Regions from separate parts of the Homo sapiens genome. Here region 1 is linked to region 2. The links are chromatin loops, found by intact Hi-C in ENCODE. Cell type or tissue: HCT116. All regions are shown on one strand. Links, peaks and the distances in the headings refer to the core of each region. The heading gives the core; the rest is flanking DNA.

What was found. Hi-C counts contacts between places; a loop is a spot of excess contacts. Peaks named below come from ENCODE experiments on the same cell type or tissue, not always from the same donor. Only the 100,000 strongest peaks of a DNase experiment are listed, where the experiment ranks them.
Region 1: a loop joins it to region 2, with 4 times the contacts of the local background. A loop is called at or near these places in 12 of 110 quality-filtered maps.

What each region holds. Positions count from the first base shown.
Region 1 is chr2:163,149,834-163,161,166 of GRCh38, reverse strand. It overlaps the pseudogene RPL7P61. Among named protein-coding and RNA genes, the nearest start is that of KCNH7, 320 kb to the right of the region's middle. In HCT116, for the core only: a CTCF peak has its summit at 5,682 (motif pointing left); a DNase peak (open chromatin) is centred at 5,656.
Region 2 is chr2:164,709,574-164,720,906 of GRCh38, reverse strand. All of the region lies in intron 7 of COBLL1 (cordon-bleu WH2 repeat protein like 1), which reads left to right. Among named protein-coding and RNA genes, the nearest start is that of SNORA70F, 27 kb to the right of the region's middle. RefSeq lists a cis regulatory region at 9,045-9,058 and an enhancer at 8,979-9,123. In HCT116, for the core only: a CTCF peak has its summit at 3,698; a DNase peak (open chromatin) is centred at 3,716.

The DNA.
Region 1 (11,333 bases), core at 2,154-10,153, 1.6 Mb after region 2:
TAGAGTTGGGATTTGGTGTGCATAAAGAGAAAAAAAATGAAATTAAATAAAACATAGGAAAAGCTTTTCAATTGACCTAAGTGATAGTGCACCGTAAACTATCCAAAACAAACAAACAAACAAACAAACAAGCAAAAAAAGAATCTGATCATTGTGAGCCTGGGCTTGGAATTTGTAATGTGTCATGAGACTTAAACAACATTTTTAAATGTTAGGAAATAAGGGTACCCCAGGAACATATTATTCAGTCAGTGCACTGAGGCAACATCCATTAAAAGTGGAAAAATCAAACAGTCTGGTTGCTGCCAAGTAAAAGAAGTTTAGAAATTTAGCTCTAATGGCTCCGAATGGTGGGAGGATCCCAAGATAAGCTACCCAAGACAGCATCTCTGTGTCTCTGTTACAACCAAAAGAATCTCATCAATAAAATCAGGTACCTACTACAGTTATGCAGAAAAATGTCATGTTTTATCGTCAGAGATATATTTTCCCCCTCAAATCAAACTTTTTCTATGCTTGGTGTACAGAAAAAAATAAAGATTATCAGTAGCTCAAAGTATCCTGCCCTTCCCAGGATGTACCCACAAAGAAAATTGGAGATAAAAACACTCCCACTAGGCAGAATCTGGAGCAGCCACATTTGCAGACCCAGGAATTCACTTTCAGGACAGTGACTGAATAAATGGATATGAATAAATGGATGCACCTGAAAATTTGTTGGTCTTTTTATATGCCTTTAAATTCTGTGTTCTAGTATATAAGATATATTCTGGTCTCATTACTGATGTGGGTTTCTTTCCCAGAGTTTCTGTCTTTATTCTCTTTCTGTAAATAATCATGTTTATTACAATCATCTGTACTGGAATGATTGAATTTTAATTAAGAGTTTGATAGTAAGGCCTTTTAGTATATCCAGTCCAAAAAAAAATTGGAAAAGGAATGGATATAACCGGAAGATTGTATACTCTGAGAAATGTTGCTCCTTCATTTCTCAAATCTTTGCGTTGTATCTTTGATATGAATACATTTGAAGCTGTCTGTAGAGTTAGAGTTGTAATCTGTTTTAGACACATATTTGAAATACTATAAGTGTGTGTAGATGAGTATGAATGCCAGGCAAAAAAAGAGTATAAAATATACTAGAAATTCCAAAAACATACCCCATCAATCGCCTTTGGTGTGGGAACTGGGAGTTGGTAATCAGAGTTGCCTCTCCAGGACTGAGTGTGAGGAAGGTTCTTTGCAAAGGTGATGTGGACAAAGGGACAATAAGATTGTCAGGTAATCTGGCTCAGGTTAGTTCTAATGTCAGTTCTAATCCAATAAGATGAATCAATGAGGTTCTGTTTTTCAAGAAATGTAACAGGTTGTCATTTAATCAATTAATCCTAAGATCTGAACTGTTCATTTTCTGAGCCCTTTATTTTAGCTAACTTTTGTGGTTAAAAAATTTTTTTATTACCAAATAAACACTTTTGAAAAAAACAGGACTGGAAAATGTGTCACTGAGTACTATTATCAGAAGCTCCTTATTTGCTTCCTGTTAAGGTCATGGTGCTCTGAAAACTCTTTTTGTTGTTGTCATTCAAATTAACTAACCCTCTTTTTTTTCTTAAACCTTTGGTAATGGTATTTGTTATGCTATGTTACATCTTATATTTTTACAGATACAGGAAGTACAAAGACCACACATTCTGGAAAATATTTAATAGAAGTCAAGTTAAATAATTGTGTTCTTTTTAGTAAAGGCAGTTAATGAAATGAATAACCAATGACCACCTATTATTTATTCCTTACATACATCAACTTACATATTAGAAAAGGATCTTTTTCAAAGCACATGAAATATTTTTTAATAAGTAAGATATAAAGATGACTGCCTTTGAAACACTGCTAAAATATGTCAAAATAGTTAAAGAATTTATCAGATAAAAATAGACCATTGAATAGAACAGTAGTGAATAAAGACTAAAATTTAGTTGTGGAGTAAGGAACTGAGAGAGAAAAATATACAGTTATGTGCTGCATAATGACATTTTGGTCAATGATGAACTGCATATATGATGATTGTCCCATAAAATTATAATGGAGCTGAAAAAAATCCTATTACCTACCAAAACTATAGCCTTAGTAAAGTTGTAGTACAATGCATTACTCAATTGTTTGTGTTGATACTGAGGTAAACAAACCTACTGAGCTGACAGTCATTTAAGAGTATAGCAATACAATTATGTACAGTAGATAACACTGATAATAATAATAAACTTTGTTACTGGTTTATGCACTTACTATACTATACTTTTTATTGTTATTTTAGTGTGCACTCCTTCTATTTATATAACAATGGTTAATGGTAGAATAGCCTCATGCAGGTTCTTCAGGAAGTATTCTAGAAGAAGGCATTGTTATCATAAGAGATGAGAGCTCCATGCCTGTTATTTCCCCTGAGGACCTTCCAATGGGACAAGGTATGGGGGTGAAAGACAGTGACATTGATAATTCTACTCCTGTGTAGGCTAATATGTATGTTTTTGCCTTCAACTTTAAGAAGAAAAGTTTTAAAAAGTAAAAAATTTAAAGATTAAAAATTTTTAAATTAGAAAATATTGTTTTGTACAGCTAAACAATGGGTTTGTGTTTTAACCTAAGCATTCCTATAAGGGTTGAAATGTTTTTTAAAAAGATAAAAAATTTACAGACCAAAAAAGTTACAGTAAACTAAGTTTAACTTACTAAAGAAATAATTTTTAAAATAAATTTAGTGTAGCCTAATATAAATGTAGTGTTTATAAAGTCTATAGTAGTGTATACTAATATCCTGTTTCTTCACATTCACTCACCATGACTCACTGACTCATCCAGAGCAACTTCCAGTTCTTTCAGCTCCATTCATAATAAGTACCTTATATAGATATACCACTTTTTATCTTTTATGCAATATTTTCACTGTACTTTTTCTATGTTTAGTTACACAAATGCTGTTGTGTTAAATGGCCTAATCATTATAGTAACCTGCTTTACAGATTTGTAGCCTAGGTATAATAGGCTATATCACACAGCCTAGGTATGTGGTAGACTATAACATCTAGGTTTATATAAGAATACTTTTATGGTATTTGCATGATGATAAAATTGTATGCACTTCCAAGAATGTATTCACATCATTAAGCAATGCATGTTTGCAGTTGCTTCAGACATTTCTTCTGTTTCTTTCTCTTTTTCTTCTTTTTTTGGTATTCCCACTTTGTGCATGTTACGCCTTTTGTTGCCCCACAGTTTGGATATTTCTGTTCCGATTTTTTCATTCTTTTCTCTCTCTCTCTCTCTTTTTTTTTTTTTTTTTTTTCAGTTTTCGGAGTTCTGTTGATATATCCTCAAACCCAGAGATTCTTTTCTCAGTCATGGCCGGTCTACTAATGAACCCATCAAAAGCATTCTTCTTTCTGTTACAATGTTTTTGACCTCTTGCATTTCTTTTTATTCTTTCTTAGAGTTTTCATTCCTGTTTATATTACTCAACTGTTCTTGCAGGTTGTCTACTTATTCCATGAGATCCTTTAGCATATTAGTCACAGTTGTTTTATAACTATGGTCTGATAATTCCAACCTCTCTGCCATAGCTAGGTCTGATTCTGACGGTTGCTCTGCCTTGCTTCAAACTGTGGTTTTTGCCTTTGAGTATGCCTTGTAATTTTTTGTCAAAAGGTAGACAGGATGTATTGGGTAAAAGTAACCCTGGTGAACAGACCTTTAGTGATGTACTGGTAAGGTGTGCAGGGAGGGGAAGCATTTTTTGAGTCTGTCTTTTGGCAAGCCTGTGCCCCTTGGCCACGCATTTCACAAGCGCTCTTAGCTTGTTTTGGTAGCACAGGATTGCTACAGGGGGGCTGGAGTTGGATATTTCTCTTTCACCATGTTAGTTAGCCACAATGTTTGGGCTCTGATAAAATAGTTTCTCCTGAGGCCAGGCCTTATTAAGGAGAACTGAATGCTCTGAGGTGTTTCGAAGTGGTTGTTTTCCCCTTCTCCTTCTAGAAGCCCGAGAGGGTTTTGCTCTGATCTTCACAGTGAGACCTGGTAGAGTTAAAACTCATAAAAGTATGACCTCCCCCACTGTACTAGTCTGTTCTCACATAGCTATAAAGAACTACCTGAGACTGGGTAATTTATGAAGAAAAGAGGTTTAATTGGCTCACTTTTCCACAGGCTATACAGGAAGCATGGCTGCAGAGGCCTCAGGAAACACAATTATGGCAGAAGGCAAAGGAGAAGCAGGCTTGTCTTCACAGGGCCAGAGCAGAAGGAAGATGAGAGATGGGGGGAGGTGAGACACACTTTTAAACTATGAGATCTCATAATAGATAACTCACTCACTATCACAAGAATAGCACCAAATGGGAAATTAGCCCCCATGATCCAATCACTTCCCACCAGGCCCCACCTACAACTTTGGAGATTACCATTTGACATGAGATTTGGGCGGGGACACAGACCCAAACCATATCACCCACCTTCCCATGACCGGGTCCTTCTGGAGCACTTATCTCTCAGGCTCTCTACTTCAGGCTTCCAAAGCAACTTACCAATTACAGTTCAGGTTTTCCTACCCCAGTACTTGTTCTAGGGGAGGATTCTGCTTATGGCCATTAAGTTGTGATTTTCTCTTTGTACTTATCTTGCTAATTTTGGAGGGTAGTAGTTTGTTCTGTAATCAAACTTCTCTGATGGATCTAAAATGAGTTGTTGATTTCTTTAGTCTGTTCAGCTTTTTATATGTTAGGATGCAGTAATGACTTGTAAGCTCCTTATGCACCAGAACAGAACCTGGAAATTCTAAATCTATAAGCTTTATTTTTTTTTCTTACATCTGACTTTGTAATAGAATTTAACTAGTCTCTTGAAATTAGTTGGATATTCCATCATCCTTTTTTGCATCTTCTGTTTGCTGGAACAAGTTTATAAAGAGTGATAAGTAGTAAGTATGCGTTCCTTAAATGTTTGGTAAAAAGTACCTGCAAAATAGTCAGGGTCTGGGGTCTTACGCAATTTTTAAATATTGTTCCAGGTTATATTTCCATATAACTTAATTAAATTATTTGAGATTTTTTTGTTTTTTGTGTGCTCAGCCATCATAAATCATTTTTAGTACCATACAGACACACACACACAGACACACTCACACAAAACCTCTGGGGCTTTGCACTTGTTTTTTCTCTTTTTGGAGTACTCTTCTTTTCATATATTTTGCCAGCTAACTCTTACTATTCATTAATTTTCTTTGATACTTTGCCTGCAATCAATAGCTTCTACCAGATGGTAGTGGTCATATATTATAGAGAACCATGCCTTGCAGAAAGCCTTGACCTCAGTCAGATCAGATTTGTATGCTATATAGAATCCTTCTCTTTTCTCAAGGCTCTTATCACACAATATTGTCATTCCCTGTAGACTCATCAGTATGTTCCACTAGTTCATAATCTCCTTGAAGGCAAGAGTTGTATCACCTCTTGATTCCTAATAGATTGACATATTAAGTCCTTAAAGTATTTGTAAAATAAAACATTCTGTACAACTAACTAGGTTACGGTGTTAAAGGGCAAGTGGTTGTTTTCTCCATACCTTTGCTTGATATTGACATTTGTGAAATTTTAATTGTTCAGTGTACACTTTAAGCAGATAACCACTACCATCTGGTGGCAATTACATGAATTACAGTCAATAACCTCAGAGTATATTTCAAGCAGGTAGTTCTCACTTCGGGGAATGGGAAACCAGACCAGCGGAGAGGTGGGTGACAAATGTGTTTCTCAAGTACTTAAAAGGTCAAAGTTAGCTCACTATTTTCAAAACATTATGGGCATATTCAGTGATAACTCCATAATCACATATTTTATTTGCAAGCACATGGTTCAAATATTCTTTAAAGATATTTTATTAAATAGACATTTATTTTGTTGTATTTTTCAACTGTATTGACTTTTTATCATTATGAAATCTCTTTTTTAATCTCTAGTTATTCTCCTTAAGTTTTACTTTAATATTAATAGAGCTACACTACTTTCTTTCAATTATTTTTTACATGGTATATCTTTTTCTATCAATCATTTTACTTTGAACTGATCTGTATCCTTATATTTGTAGTTTGTGACTATCCCTCTACCTGCTTCACTGGCTCCGTCTTATGTGTCAGGCAGTCTTCTAGAAGTGGTCATACTTATCTTCTCTAAGGCCATTCAAGACTGTTACTTTGCAATGCCAATGGGCCTCCAGTAGATACCTCTTGTCTTCATCAATGGGTGACATCATGCTCTCCTAGTTTAATACTAAGCTGTGACACTCAAGGATGTATATACCTTGGGCAAATGGGATGCTCTTTTTGTTCTGCATGTGGACTCTTGCTTATCCTCCCTGCTTGTGGCCGTGTGGGAAAGGTAACAGCATGGTCAGCATTGAGAGACATCAAATTCTAGGAATGCAGTGACTATAATCTACTGTATCATGAGGACTATGTAGGTGGAAGATGTGTAGTTTATGCTATAAAATTCCAATAGGACACTTAACATGACTAGAAAATAATTGTTCATATTTTCCTGAATACTCTGGGAAATTGTCAGTAATGCTTAGCTATAATTTTTAGAGAGCCACTGAATACTAGCATTCATTTGCAGCATAATGAATGATGTACCATCATAAGTAGTAATGTGACCAGCATTAAGTCAATGGTATTAAGATTTTGCAGAGGCAAGATACTGTTTTAATACAAACAGATTCTAAAAAGCCACAACATTGTGGTTAATAACAATAATGTCCTCTATTTTCTGAAGGTGGAAAATATGAAATTAGCCTGTATGGTCATTTGACAACTCACACAAAATAATTCATGAACCTGAATAGAAGGAGATGGTGTTTGGATACCATAAAAAATAATTGTATGCACTAACTGGAAAATAAATAAATTGATAAGTGCCTAATTTCTGTCCACTATTAAAAACCATCTTTATGATAAGTCTCTATGCCTAATATAAACCCATGAGTATTATAAGGCATTTTAAAATCATGTTGCAGATATAGAAAGGACCCTGTATCAAATATTTGCCTGATGTCCTGCTGACCGTAGAGGTGGCCCTGTTTCTAGGCATCTCTAATTAGATAGCAGGGAATTGTTTAGAAGAAGGATTATAGAGGGGAAATATACCTAATTAATCAAGATATAATTAAATGGAATACATTGGAAATTGTCCTGAGAGTGAGAGCTGTGATGTATACACACACTGATGATCCATAAATTAAAGGGAAGTACAAATTAGAACTTTAGCAAAGGGATAGCTTGAACACAGACCTCTGGTTTCCAGATCTTTTGAGTTTTCTTTCTAGGGTGATGCAATATAACATTCCAGAAAAGGCAAAACTATGAGGATGAAAAATGATCCATAAATTATAGTGCCAATCTACCATATCCAAAAAAATACTCTGGATTAAAAGAAAACTGAAACAGAACAGAGATTTCAAAGTAGATGGTGACCAAAAGAAGATACAAATTTTATAAGCCTTCAATTAGTCTATCTACCTGACTACCTATCCATCTAAAATAACTAAACTTTTGAAATAAACTTTAAGAATTTTTTAGATATTCGAGTCAATATTAAAAAAATATATATTGATAGAAGCCTGAAATAAAAATTTTACATTGTCTCAACAAAACACAACATGGTTGGTTAATGTGAGTGTTGAAATTGATATAATTCATATTAGATAGTATTAAAATGATAAAAAGGAATCAGATCTCTTTTTTGTTAATGTGGAGGAAACAGAGGATATGTTTTAAAATAAGAAAAGCACCCTGTTTTATGGCTGAAACCATGGAGGGTGTCAAAGAGAAGGAGGAGGTTCCTGCTGTGCCAGAAACCCTTAAGAAAAAGCAATGGGATTTCGTAGAGCTGAAGATCAAGCACCTGAGAAAGAATTTTGCCCAAAAGATGCTTCAAAAGGCAAGGAGGAAGCTTATTTGTGAAAAAAGAGAAGCACTATTACAAGGAATATAGACAGATGTACAGCACAGAAATTCGATAGGTAGGATGGCAAGAAAAGGTGGCAACTTCTCGGCCGGGCACAGTGGCTCACACCTGTAATCCCAGCACTTTGGGAGGCCGAGGCGGGCGGATCACGAGGTCAGGAGATCGAGACCATCCTGGCAAACACGGTGAAAGCCCGTCTCTACTAAAAATACAAAAAATTAGCCGGGCGTGGTGGCAGGCGCCTCTAGTCCCAAATACTCGGGAGGCTGAGGCAGGAGAATGGCGTGAACCTGGGAGGCGGAGCTTGCAGTGAGCCGAGATCGCGCCACTGCACTCCAGCCTGGGCAACAGAGCGAGACTCCGTCTAAAAAAAAAAAAAAAAAAAAAGGTGGCAACTTCTATGTACCTGCATGCAGAACCCAAAACGATGTTTGTCATCAGGATCGGAGGTATCAGTGATGTGAGCCCAAAGATCCGAAAGGTGTTGCAGCTTCTTCACCTTCATCAAATCTTCAGTGGAACCTTTATGAAGCTCAACAAGGCTTCGTTTAACATTCTGAGGATTGTAGGACCATATATTACATGGGGGTACCCAAATCTGAAGTCAGTAAATGAACTTATCTACAAGGATGGTTATTGCAAAATCAATAAGAAGCAAATTGCTTTGACAGGTAACACTGATTGCTCGATCTCTTGGCATCATCTTCATGGAGGATCTGATTCATGAGATCTATACTGTTGGAAAATGCTTTAAGAAGCAGACAACTTCCTGTGGCCCTTCAAATTATCCTCTCCATGAGGTGGAATGAAAAAAAAAAAAAAGACAGCTTATTTAGTAGAAAGTGATGATCCTGGCAACAGGGAGGAACAGATCAACAGGCTTATCAGAAGAATGAACTAAGGTGTCTACCACGATTATTTTTCTAATCTGGTGAGTTAATAAAACAGTACCTGCTCTCAGATTGAAAAAAAAAAAAGCAAGTGAGAAAAAAATGATCCATTTTTGTTAAAACAAACAAACAAACCAAAATTCTGTATATGTATATACACTTATACGATTTTGTGTGGGCATAGGCTAAGAGAAAATACAAAGGCTACTAACATTGGTTTAATTATGTTTGTATGGAAAGAGGAAAGTAATTAGGGAGAGCTAATAAATTGGTTATATTTCTTTGCATTATTTCTCTCATTACAGTGGTTGTGTAATATTGAATTAACATTTCAATGAGAAAAGTGTTAATTAACAAATGGGTATTTATTACTGTAGAACAGCATTCTAAATCATTTGTTGGCATCTGCAAGGTACTGTGTTAGAGTGGAGACTTGCAGGCATACATGAAATCTGTCCTCAAGAAGCTGCCAATTATTTTTCTACTTCTGTTAAGTCAGACTAGGTTGACATAGATAGGCCAATCGTCTAGACATATTTAGGTTTAGGAAAGTTTTAAACATCAAGGACTAAAGGAAAACACACTGAGGTGAGCCCAACATTTATTGCATTTTTTCCTCTTGAGGCATTTGCCAATTAACATGTAGTATCTGGTAGACTGGAAAGGTGGTAAGCAAATGGCAGCTTAACGCCTGAGAAATTGGGCAGAGCTTCTGGCCATTTTATGAGGGTGATGGGACAAAATAATTGTTCAAAGTGAACAAGGAGGAGGATTTTGGGCAAATACCTCAGGCTCTCAGTTAAAAACCTTGGGCCGAGCACGGTGGCTCATGCCTGTAATCCCAACACTTTGGGAGGCCGAGGCGGGCAGATCATCAGGTCAGGAGACTAAGACCATCTTGGCTAATACATGATGAAACCCCGTCTCTACTAAAAATACAAAAAAATTAGCCAGGCTTGGTGGCAGGCACTTGTAGTCCCAGCTACTTGGGAGGCTGAGGCAGGAGAATGGCATAAACCCGGGAGGTGGAGTTTGCAGTGAGCCGAGATTGTGCCACTGCACTCTAGCCTGGGTGACAGAGTGAGACTCCATCTCAAAAAAAAAAAGAAAAAAAGAAAAAGAAAACCTTGAAACCTTGAAGAATTACAACTTAGGAATATGAGTGAAAGATGTAAGTCATCCGTCACAACTCACAAAATCTGCATACTGCTAGGGTTAACTGTTAATTAATTCATCCCTAACCTAGCCTGCCAGAAGCAAAATTACACCCTCTTTGGAAGAATATAATATCATCCATAGCAAGAGAACATTTTTCATATACAATGTTTGGCATTAAATAAAAATTACTATAGATAATGGAAAAGAAAATACATTTTTGAACATCAAGGAAAAATTTCTAGAATATAGAAACGGAGAATATTATTATAATCAAGTTGTCATGAAATTGTAGAACAATATATAACATATCAGAAGAAAACTAGAAACTATTAAAAAGTAAATATAAATACTAGTTATAAAAAATACAATAACAGAAATTAAGAAATCAAAACAGAAATTTAATAAGAAGAAGACACAGTTGAGGATCAGATTTCTTTAAGTCACAGAATAGATTCAGTTTTGGTAAATAATCCTGATGCTGGGGACATAATGGAAGCCTCAGAAATCTCAAAAGCCAAAGCCAGAAATATATTTGGTTGGTCAAAGTGTGCATTTCAGGCATGGGAACAGCATGAGCAAACCATAGAGACAATAAAGTACAGGAAATGTGAACTAGTACTGTTCATCTTAATTATAGGTGGTACATAGGGGATTCAAGAAAGATGAGAGTGGAAAAATAGGTAGTGGTTAGCTTAAGAAAAGTCAATACACTATTATGTGAAAAGCAGTATATATTAATAGTAACTCTTCATTTTGTCAGTTGAGGACACAAATCTCATGGCAGAATTTAAAATGGAAATATAAGAAACTCACTTCTCACTAACTTATACAATATTTTATCAGCTGTTTACATGTACATGAATAGTGAGCTTGCATTTTCTTATGAAACTCTCAGTTAAAAGGAGTTTCTTACATCACTATTTTATTTATGAATTTGTTATTCTAGATATAGAAGCCACAATGTGACAAAGCCCAACTTTCTGAAAAATAGATGTAAACACAGAAAAATTAAAAACACCTCTAAAGTTCTGGCATCTTTCAAAGTGAAGCTGTGTGGAGCAATGGCCAGAGTTCTAAGTCCCATCATCTGTAATGCCTTGGCCCATCTTGCCATCTCAAGTTTTCCAGGTTAAAAAAAAAGTACTATTGGGAATAAAAAGGAAAGGAATACATGTGAGATATGGATGTAAAAGCCATTAGGGATGTTACTCCACAAGACTTTATTAGATGTGGAAGTTGTGGTAGAGAGTAGATTTAAAAATAATTCTGA
Region 2 (11,333 bases), core at 553-8,552:
TCAGGAGGATAATGTTTTTGTCAAGTTATAGAGTCACATACTGACAAAGAATTTGCAGGGTAACTGCTTGAGAGTTGGGAGAATCTTCACGGAGAGATGATTCTTGAGTTCACTCTTAAAATATGTGTGGGAGTGCATTAGGCCAAGGAACCCTGTTAAGAGACGCAGGAATGTGAACACGATGGCTTGCCTGGACATGAGCAAGAAACAGAGACTGAAATTAAGCATGGTAAGCAGGGGTCAAGTCAGGGTCCCAAAGACTTTATTTTGTGCTTGTAGCCCTTTTAAATTTATTCACAATAAGAAGTAGCATTTTTAGGGTTGTTGTATCATAGAAGAGTGTAAATTATACTCTTGAGTAGCTACCTTTTTGCATATATTAATATATATAGAAATATACTTTAGCCCATGCTCACAAATCTTTATTCCAGCTGTCCTCATCCAATCTATTTCAGTAAACTTCCTTTGTACTTGGCTCCCCAAGAGGTCTATGTTGTCTTTCTAATAGTCTGTTTCTTAAAATTCTGGGCTGTGCCACCAGTGACCTCACTGAAAGCTATTTCTTTTGATTCTCTCCCTCTGCTCTGTGACCAGTTGCTGCCCCTGTGTTAAGTAATCTTTTTTTTTTTAGTATGTTGCCTTTGGCAAACTACACATCTTTATACAATTTTCTAATTATTTTTTCTTTTGATCTGGACATCTGGATAGTTCTTTGATGTATTGTTCAGTAGGACCCAGACTTATTTGTCTTTCCCTAGAGAAGCTGAAGAACCATTTTTTATTTATTCATTGCAAAAATTCTTAGTGATAAAGCTGTAGTGCACACAAAAATTCATACCTTCCTAGGCATCTCTGCAACTAACTTCTTGATATATTTGATGTGGTTAATTACCCCCTTGGTCTTGATTTGTCTTTTTCTTCCTTGGTCTTGAACCTCTTCTTATATCTCAGCCCTCTTCTATTTTTTTTTTCTTGTCACTGTTTCTTTTATTCATTTTCTAAATTTGGAGGTACTAAATCCATGGTCTTGGTCTATATTTCTGCACTTATTCAGAGAAGACATCTCTTCTTTTTTGAGTTTGTGGGCTGATGGTTCTCAACTGTAGTGGTTTGAATATGTTCCTTGCAAAAGGTATGTCTGAGCTCTAACCCTTCCAAAACCTGTGATTCTGACCTTATTTAGAAATAGAATTTTTGCAGATGTACTTAAGGATCTAGAAATGAACTCATATTGGATTTGAGGTGGGCTCAAATCCAGTGGCAGGTATCCTTATAAGAAGAGGAGACACACAGGCAGAGAGACACAGAGAAGGTCGTGTGAAGACAGGCAGAAATTGGCATTATGCTGCCACAGCGAACCATTACCAGGAGTCAGTGGAAGCTGGAAGAGGCAAGGGAGGGTTCTCCCTAATGCCTTCAAAGGGAGCATGACTCCGCCAACACCTTGATTTCAGATTTCTGTATTTCAGAACTGTGGAAGAATACATTTGTGTTGTTTTTAGCCACCCAGTCACAGTAATTTGTTAGGGCAGCCCTAGGAAACTGTACATCAACTTCGTAATTCCAGTCTCGGTATTCTTCCAGTTGCAATTTGAATTCACAGTTGCTATTGACTCATGACTACCTGGAAGACGTATTTAAGATCCGAATCATTGTTTTTCACCAGACTGAAAAGCTCAAGTTCATCTTTGTTTTTTTTTCTTTTTACATCTAATTAGAGACAAATCCTTCATTCAGTCTCCCTTCATGATGTCTTTTATTCCCTCTGCTGACATCTTTTGTAGAGAAATCCAGGACAGAGTATAAAGAGAAAACCAGTACTTAATGTGTCTTTGAAATTCTCAACGTGGCAAGCTGCTGCATTTGTATTTCTTAATTATCACTTCTCAGTTCAGAAATTTTGCATAGCTTGTTGTCATTTTTCTGGGCATCCAAGATCCTCTACAGAATGATTACAATTTTACTTTTAAACTTTTTAATGCCTCCTCATTGATAGGATAGGATACTTCTATCTCTAACCAGAAGATTTGACTTATTGTTGCTGATGCAAAAATCCTGTGTTCTGTATCTTTTCAGAATGGAATGGCCCCACTTCCATCTTCTTCATTTCTACTTACCCATCCAAAGGATGTCCATTCTTTTATCAGATTCATGGAGAGTTTTCTGAAGATGCCAGCGCAGAATAATCTTTACCTTCTCTGAATTTGTTCCTCTTGTCCCTTTTTATTTTCTCTTAATTTGCATTATGTATAGGTTTTATATGTTATTCTAAAGATAAAAAGAGGAATACAGTAAAAATTCTCCTTCCCTATCCCCCACCAAGTTCTCCTGCCCAGAGGCAACCACTGTTAACAGTTTCTTGTGTGTCTTTCCAGAGATAATGTATGCATATTAAAACCAATATTCATGCTAAATATTTTTTTTCCTCAGGTGGCCATATACTACATGCATGTTATACTTTACTTCTTGGTATGGAATTATTTATTCTGGATATTCTTAGCAGTTCATAAAGGGCTTCCCTTTTCGAAGGATTGAATAATATTAAATTGATGGGTATAACATGACTTACTTACCTCATCCTCTAAAGATAAACTTTAGGGTTGTATTATGGCTTAATGCTTGCAGCATTGTTAAATTTTACCTTTTTCTTTTCCCCACCCAGAAGGCAGGAATTGTGTTCTCCAGCAAAATTCTGTAACATGGTAGGTGTTCAAGAGAATTGATAAGTAAACATTAATCACTGCTTTCATAGCCAGGTATAGTATATACAATGAGAATGTGTCACACTTATATCGTAAAATTTTAGTATGTCATTCATATATCTGGTAAATTTTCAGAAGTACGTGGTTAACTTAAAGATTGCTTACATTTACTTTTATGGTAATTGGACCATGTAATTTTTAGCAATATATTTCTTAAGCTTTTATAGAAAAGCCAGAATTTAGATAAGGTTATATTGAAAACTTAAGGTCCAACTAAACTATACTGTACATTGCATAATGCATATAAATATAATTGATCCTTGAATTAAAATTGTTTATAGCCCAGGCTTGATGGCTCATGCCTATAATCCCAGCACTTTGGGAGGCCGAGGTAGGAGGATCACTTAAAAGCCGGGAGTTCAAGACCAACCTGGGCCACAAAGTAAGACCCCTGCCTCTACAAAAAATAATAAAATAAAATAAATCAGCCAGGCATGTTGGTGTGTGCCTGCAGTCCCAGCTACTCAGGAGGCTGAGGTGGGAGGATCACTTGAGCACAGGAATTCAAAGCTGCAATGAGCTGTGATCTCACCACTGCACTCCGGCCTGGGTGACAGGGTGAGACTGTGTCTTTAAAAAATAATAATGAATTTTAAAATAGTAAAAATGTGGTTTATATAGCCAGATGCAAATATTCAGGAAATTCAGCAAAACATATGAACGTACAAGTGAATCATACTTATTTCACTGCTTGCTTGTTTTAAATTTAAAATCAAAGATGGTCATTATCACTATAAACGTTTGTATCTATTTTAACAATTTAGTTTTCAATTTGAAAATGTAAAATATCACTATTTTTAGTGATTGAAAATGATAGCATGTTGAGGAAAACATAACTTGGAAGAAAAATATGTATGACCAAATTGGTTCTAAGTATGTGAATTTTAGACACTTTTATTTAATTTTTATTGTTCAGGATACAAAATAAACCACAAGGGTGCGCTGTTTGACAGAAGTACAGTATTCTAATTTTTCCATTTTTTTTCTCCAAAGCACATTTTAATAAAGCAGAAAGAAAATATTGGAAATAGTTACATTGCATGAGAAGTAGAAAATGCTTATTCATGCGGGTAAATAAAGCTAGAGAGATAAATGTCAGTAACACATGACAAAGGGATTTATAATTAGCAATTTTATTCATTTTGAGTTTTTAATGCATTTTCTTGTTCTTTTAAGAGCCACAGAAACTATGTTTGCCTTAGTCAAGGTTTACTGATGTCAGTAAATCTGTAGCTTAGGAAAAATTTTGTCAACCACATTTATTTTATATTTTTTGGCTGTCTATATTTAATAATTTGCCTCATTCTTCTAAGATATTTCTCAATATTAGCAAATTAAAGTATATGGATGGTGTTTTTTTAGAGCTTATACTGAAAATGCTCACATAAAAGGCTGTTGATTTGCTGAGCTAATTTTGACAAACTAACTGTGCAGTTTCCAAAGACTATTCAAAGTTAGCCGAGATAGCAAAGATCCAAGTTAGCAAATGATTTAACCCAAGCTTTCTTAGAATATTTCTGCATCTAAAATTATTTTTTCCATCTAAAGAATACATTTTGAAGAACACATATTTTACTATTATTGCTGCAGTATCCTTTCAAATCCCTAAATTTCTATGTACCCTCTTTCACATTATTTCAAGTCTCATGTCATTTTTCCTATGAAGGTGAATATATCATCTTCTATGAAAATGTTCATTTGAAAAGAAAACTTTCCCATTAGAAATTTTCTGGCAGTATTTCTTGGTAGTTTTTGAGCATTTTTTAAATATGATTTTTCCTGATGATTTGAAATGCCATTTGTGCAACAAGACATATAATAGATCATGCTTTATTTATATGAACCATATAACATATATTCTTATATAAAATGTACACAGTTATTTACGATAAGATTGTCATTTGTGAAATGGGAAGTCAGAAATTCGATTACATTGACTTAAATTGAAAGTGACTTAGAATTCTCAGATAAATCTAAGTTCAGAAATCTAGTTTCTGCACCGTATCTGCTGACCAAGAGTTTATGAAGAGCACATTTAATAAAATCAATGGCCAAAGGATGTTCTGGTCTTATTGACAAATTAGCCTCATAAGCTGATTTTACATTTGAATAAGTGGAAGAAGAGTCAGGGAAAAGTATTTGGTAATCTTGACCCATAGAATTCACAGAACCTTTTGGAGAATTTTTCATTTGGCACATTTGGTGTGACTGCTGCTTGGAATGATGGATATACAACAGCAATCAATTTTTCTCCTGGCTACGGGGATGGCACATCATTTTCTCTGGGATATTACATTGTGGCTGGAAACACTGTAAGAAATGATCTTCACTGGGCATTTTATTTTATCTCATTTTGCATCCTGCTTCAGACAAACACTCAACTATTGAGAAACGGAAACTCTTTGCCATCTAGTATTATGCAAGTGAAATTTAATACCTAGAGTGTTAGTTTTAAAATAACTGACTTAATTTTTTAAATGTTTTACATTATTCATCTTTTATGCAATTTTATATTCTAATATATATCATGGTTTATAAGCAGATAAGATGATGTATTGTCATATACTTATGAAATGTACAGGTACATATTTTGCTATTTTACTTAATTTTAATCCTAGTTATTTTACATAGAGTATGTAAGGTTGTACCCTCTGTTGTAATAGAGTATGTATTTGCAATGTTTAAGAAACATCCCCCTTTTTAGATTTTTACACAGGTTGTTATATTTTATTTTCCCCTCCATTTTCCTCTTATATTTATTATATAGAAAGTGGACCACCATGCATAATTCTACAATTGCCTAGGAACAGTGGTTACCATGGCATTTGCAGTTTGCTGTACAGAATACAGCTGTCTATACTTCCAAAAATATGACTGGTTTCATTCAGTAGAGAAATGTACCAACACAGTATAATATTTAATCTGCTCCCCTTTTTAAGGCTTTCCTAGATATAATACATACTTTGCCACTGTAGTTTTCATCAGATTTTCAAAGGGTCATAATCACAATAACAAAAGCAATGGTGAATGCTTATATAATGCTTACTAATGTTTCAGACAAGGCTCTAAGAACATTACTTATTTAATCCTTATGACAACCCTCTGGGCCATTACATTTTAGGTTTCTGACAGTTTTAGCCTAAAAGAACTATGAATTATGAGGAATTAATAAGTTGTTAAACTTTAAGGAAAAATATATTATTCAAAGAGCAGTAGGTCATTTGTGGAATTAATATGGATTTCTCATTCTTGTCTATTAGTATGTAAAAAGTCGTACCTCTCTAAAATAACATGCTGAGTTAATAAAATAGTATTGAAAATAATTACTGTTAGGAGGCTTACTTTACCAGTATGAAGTTTACTTAGCCTCTCTATCTCTGTGATGTTTGTGACCTCATGGGAAGATTTGCATTTCTCTGGTAACCAGCATGTGTTAACAGAGGCCAGGGCAGATAGAAGCAGGCCTCTTTTCTGGAGCCACAGTGATAACCTTAAGGTGTCCCTGGGATAAGCCTGCTCCCAGCCTTAATTGCCTTTCTGGATGAACTGAGTTGGCCCCAGTTTGTTTGATTGACTGTAGCTTCACTCTGGTATAGGTCCTAAACTCGGTTAACTTCTAGATTATTCACATTCTCCTACCCTGTGGCTAAAAACACCTCTATCCTCATCACTGTGATCACAGGGAATCATGGTTACCACCATTCCCTGTCTTTTAAACTTGATCCTGAGCTCTGCTTTCTGGTGGTTCATCCTGGTTTTTTTTTTTTTTTTTTTCATCCAAGATGTACCATTGAGCTAGACCCTCATCATTGGGCTTTTACTAAATGCTGTATGCAGAGGATTATCATGAGTAAGACTTAGTTTATATACTTTATCAGAGTATCATAGGGTTGATGAAAGCACGGATTGCCTCAGGAAGACAAATGGAAAAAACTTACAGGGGAATAACATGGGATTTTTTAATGTGTGTGTGTGTGTGTGTGTGTGTGTTTCTTTCTATTGTGCCTAGACAAGGGCTGGAAAGAAGAAGTCCTGACCTGGCCTGAGAGAGAGACTCCTGAATTCTACTAATAGGTCTATTATCTTCTTCTTTGCCGTTGTCATTTTTTTTCCTTCACCTTTGCTGAACTTCTCTATGACTTAGTTTTCTCCTCTGTAGAATAAGATTGTGTAATTAAATTTCCCAAAGTCTCTTCCAACTCTAGTATTACAAAATTATGCTATTTTGCTATTTTTTAAAATTGGCCTCTAACAGATGAACGTGCTTGTTTTGGTTTGATCAACGTTAACGAGATGACGGTGTCTAATCCTGGCATTACTCCTCTGAGGATTTCAGAAACTTAAAGTACAATAACAAAATAAAACATTGACTGACATCTTTCTTCCCAAACTCCTGACTGTAACACAAAAGTTAACACAATTGCATAGGTATTGCATTACTAAAAAGAGGTAAAAGACTTGATATTTGATGACGACATGCTTAGGTTAATGAGTTTGTTAACCATGGTAACCATGTTACCATTGACTAATAATGAGTTTTAAAGTAGATGACTTTAAGAGAAATCTAGTGGCAAGCTTGGCCACTCAGAATCCCCTGAATGGGTTTAATTTTATTAACCAAAAAGGTACAAGTTACTGTTGGTGGTGGTATTTAGATCACATATAAGTGAACCTAGCTGTAACCTCATTGCTTCCTCTCATAATATTTATTTCAGCAGATTGGTAGGAGCAGCATTAAAATTGTCCACATAGTGATAGCTGGCCTAGTGTAGATGTAAGAGCTCCAGGCCCTGGTACTGCTGACCTATTTCTTCTCTCGTTATTATAGTTGTCTGGGATCTGACATGCCACCTCTATTCCTTATACCCCTTCACTCTGATGTTATATGACTTTTCTTAATCTACAAAACCTAGGCAGGCTAAGATTTTCTATGCCATCAGTGAAGAATCTTAAAACAGGTTTATATAGAGAATAAGAAAATAGAATGCATAAGCCCTAGATTTTCAGGAGTGTGGAGGAAGTGCCATCCAAAGAGGAAAAGGATGTAGCACAGGGAGATACAGGACATCAGAAATAAACTTCCCCCACCCCACCAAAAGATAACATTTTATTTTTACAAATCACAATAATATAACAAAGAAACTGGCAAGTATGCTTTCATACAATACAAGCCAAAATTTGCATGCACGTGTGTGTGTGTATCTATGTGCATCATGTATATACAGGTGTAAAAAGATACACATATAACAGTGGACACCAAAACTTCTATGAGGCGACTTTTATTTGGGATTTAGTGATTTTTTTCCTCATCATTATATACATTATTTGTGTCTTGTGAGATTGAGCTAATTTTATCACATCAACCATAAAACTGATTTAATTGTGATAAAAACTCACAGCTTATTTTGCAAATTCAATACAAGACCTCATTCTTCTAAATTACATTTATTATAGTGTAATAATAATATATATAATAATGACACTTTAAAATTGACTTGCTTGTCTAAGTTGTAAAAATTTTTTAACATTCTTCCATCAAGAGTTAAGAGTTAAAACTTGACCCTCAGATATATGAAAAGTTCAGTTATTGGGACACAATAGCAAATACCATAAATTAATGTCAATTTATAAGATATTTTATACTATTTAATAGTGTTTATTGTGAATGTCCAGGTTGGAGAAGAATAATGTGAGTCTGTCCCTTGAAAAACAAAACATGAGTTTTAAGACAATTTCAAGGGATTGTTTACATTCTCTCCACTAACCCCACCCTTTTCCACCTGTGAAAATCATAAACAGAACCAACAGATTCTATTAGAAACATTTAACATTATTGAAGTTGAGCCTCTATGTTTCTATCCCCTGAGTGTTTTTATTTTCCATATGTATTCTTTCATTTAACTCTTTAATCCAGGATACGTCAATTTCAATGACCCACTTTTTATAATTCAACTATGATTAATAAGTGATCTAATAACTAGTACAGAGCAAGTATTCAGTAAATCTCTTGAATGCCGTTTGATTCTATTTTCTTCAGCTAAATTTAGTTGGATTTTGAATCAGGAAATTCTGATCTGGGTGTGAATTCTGGGGGATTAACAATCTGGCATGGTTTTCAACCTGACCTTGCCACTTTCATTAGTAGATTCTGTTTCTCCTTGTGGTATTTTCCTTTTTACAGACCATAAAATTCAGTGATGTGCATTCCTGTTAGAAGTGCAGTTTTCATTAATGGCAAGCAGACTTATCAGTGACTCTAACTAAAGTAAATAATTGAACATCTCTAATGATTAACCAAAGCAGTTTCCCCTAGTAAGTAGAAACCTCTGTGTTTTCTCATTTTGTAAAGCCTTTAGACTTAATAAATTTTAATCTCTACCACTTTTTAAAATGTAGTCATAATTTGAACAAAGTAAATGTTTGTTGGTAGTAAAAGCTGAAGACAGTTATAAATGGTTCTTTAATTTTTCACATTAAATTTGCTTATGAGACATTTCAAATGTATGTACTATAATACATATCCATGAATTCATCACTGATTCAACAAAGTAGTGTTAAATATTTAACTTTTATTAAAGTCCTTTAAAGTATGTTGAAGAGACCTGAGTTGACTCAAAGGTGGAGATTTTTAGACCCACAATGAATGTTTATACAGTAGACTAAGCATTGGTTCCTGAACATTGGGCACTGTTGAGTTTTAAGGTTAATTATTACTGAGACTGATTCCAATAGGACTCTTACCAACACAGTCACCAGAGAGTACAATCTTAAATACCTCCTTTTACCTATGCTTTTTACTCCAACATCTGTATAACTATAATTCTTATTTTATTTGCAGAACACTTTCATGTACTTTAAAACAGACAAATTGCATGTAATAATATCAGCTGATGGTTATGAAGCATGTATTGTATGCTAGGCACTGTGCTATGTATTTTACATATAATATTTCATTTAAGTATCCCAGCCCCTTTTGACATAGGTGCTAGTACTTTTCCTTTTCATGAATGAGGAGGCCGAAGGTCACAGAGACAATAAATGGCATGTTTCCTGGTTCAACCGCTTGTATTGACTCCAAAACCCATTTCTTTGGGAATCATTGTAGTGGGTCGCCTTCTACCTTGCAAACTCTCTGTAAGCCTCTCTCCAACTAGACAAATTCAGATTCAGAAATAGTGGGTAGTTTAGCTCTGATGAATGCAAGAGCAGAACTATTGGGAGACTCTTTGGAGCATACTCCTAAAGTGCACAGAAGAAAATACAGCTTAAGAATGCTGCTGCTGGCCGGGCACAGTGGCTCACGCGTATAATCTCAGCACTTTGGGAGGCCGAGGCAGGTGGATCACAAGGTCAGGAGTTCAAGATCAGCCTGGCCAAGATGGTGAAACCCCATCTCTACTAAAAATACAAAAAATTAGCCAGGCATGGTGGTGGCTGCCTGTAATCCCAGCTACTCGGGAGGCTGAGTCAGAGAACTGCTTGAACCCGGGAGGCGGAGGTTGCAGTGAGCTGAGATCGCACCACTGTACTCCAGCCTGGGCAACAGAGCGAAACTCCGTCTCCAAAAAAAAAAAAAAAGAATGCTGCTGCTTAGGGATCAGTGGTCTTCCCAGCCTTTTAATTTAATTTAATTTAATTTTTCAGCATTCTAAATTCATGATGTGTATTACTTAAATATTACTTAAATGCTGTGGCAGTTTAGTAAGGCTGCTTTTAGCATTAGTCATTCCTGGGTTTGGAGCCTCTCCAGTCTTGCATGTTAGATATGTATATTCTCTGTAAATCCCAGTGTATACATGTGCTTTCCTGGCTACAGTCTATTTAGAAATATCGAAGTCTCCTAACTTAAATGTCCCTTCTTTTCCTGCAGACTTTACCGCGCCTCCCCAAGAGAAGGTTTTTTAGTAGATGTAGAACATCTCTTTCTCAAGTCCCAGTTGTTCTTCCATTTTGTGTTAAGAGTGATGTTTTAGTTAACACACAATTTGATTTTTATTTGATTTTTATTATCTTAACTTCCCTTGGCAATTTCTTAAATAATTGAAATTATTTTCCAAGAGTCTTCATAAAACCTCTTGCCTCTGTGTCTTATGACAACAAAAAATATATATATTAAGCTATTTCCTTGAATGTTAATATGAATATTACTCATATTTCAAAAGAAAATTTACATTTCTGTCCTTCATTAATCTGTTGGTTATTATCTAAACTCACTATTCTTATTTCTTCAAAACTCTTGCCTTTGCACGACTTATACCAGTTGTTAAATTTACATTTTGTCCTCAACTTTAATAAGTTTTAACCATTATTAACAGCGTAAGTTCCAGTTATGACAGACCACATAATTGTACGTCGTATCAATTAGTGACAATCATGTTCACTTTCCTCTAATGTCTTTTTATTTTTATTTATTTATTTATTTATTTTGAGATGGAGTTTCACTCTTGTTGCCTAGGCTGGAGTGCAGTGGCGCAATCTTGGCTTACTGCACCTCCACTTCCCGGGTTCAAGCGATTCTTCTGCCTCAGCCTCCCAAGTAGCTGGGATTACAGGCACACACCACCATACCCG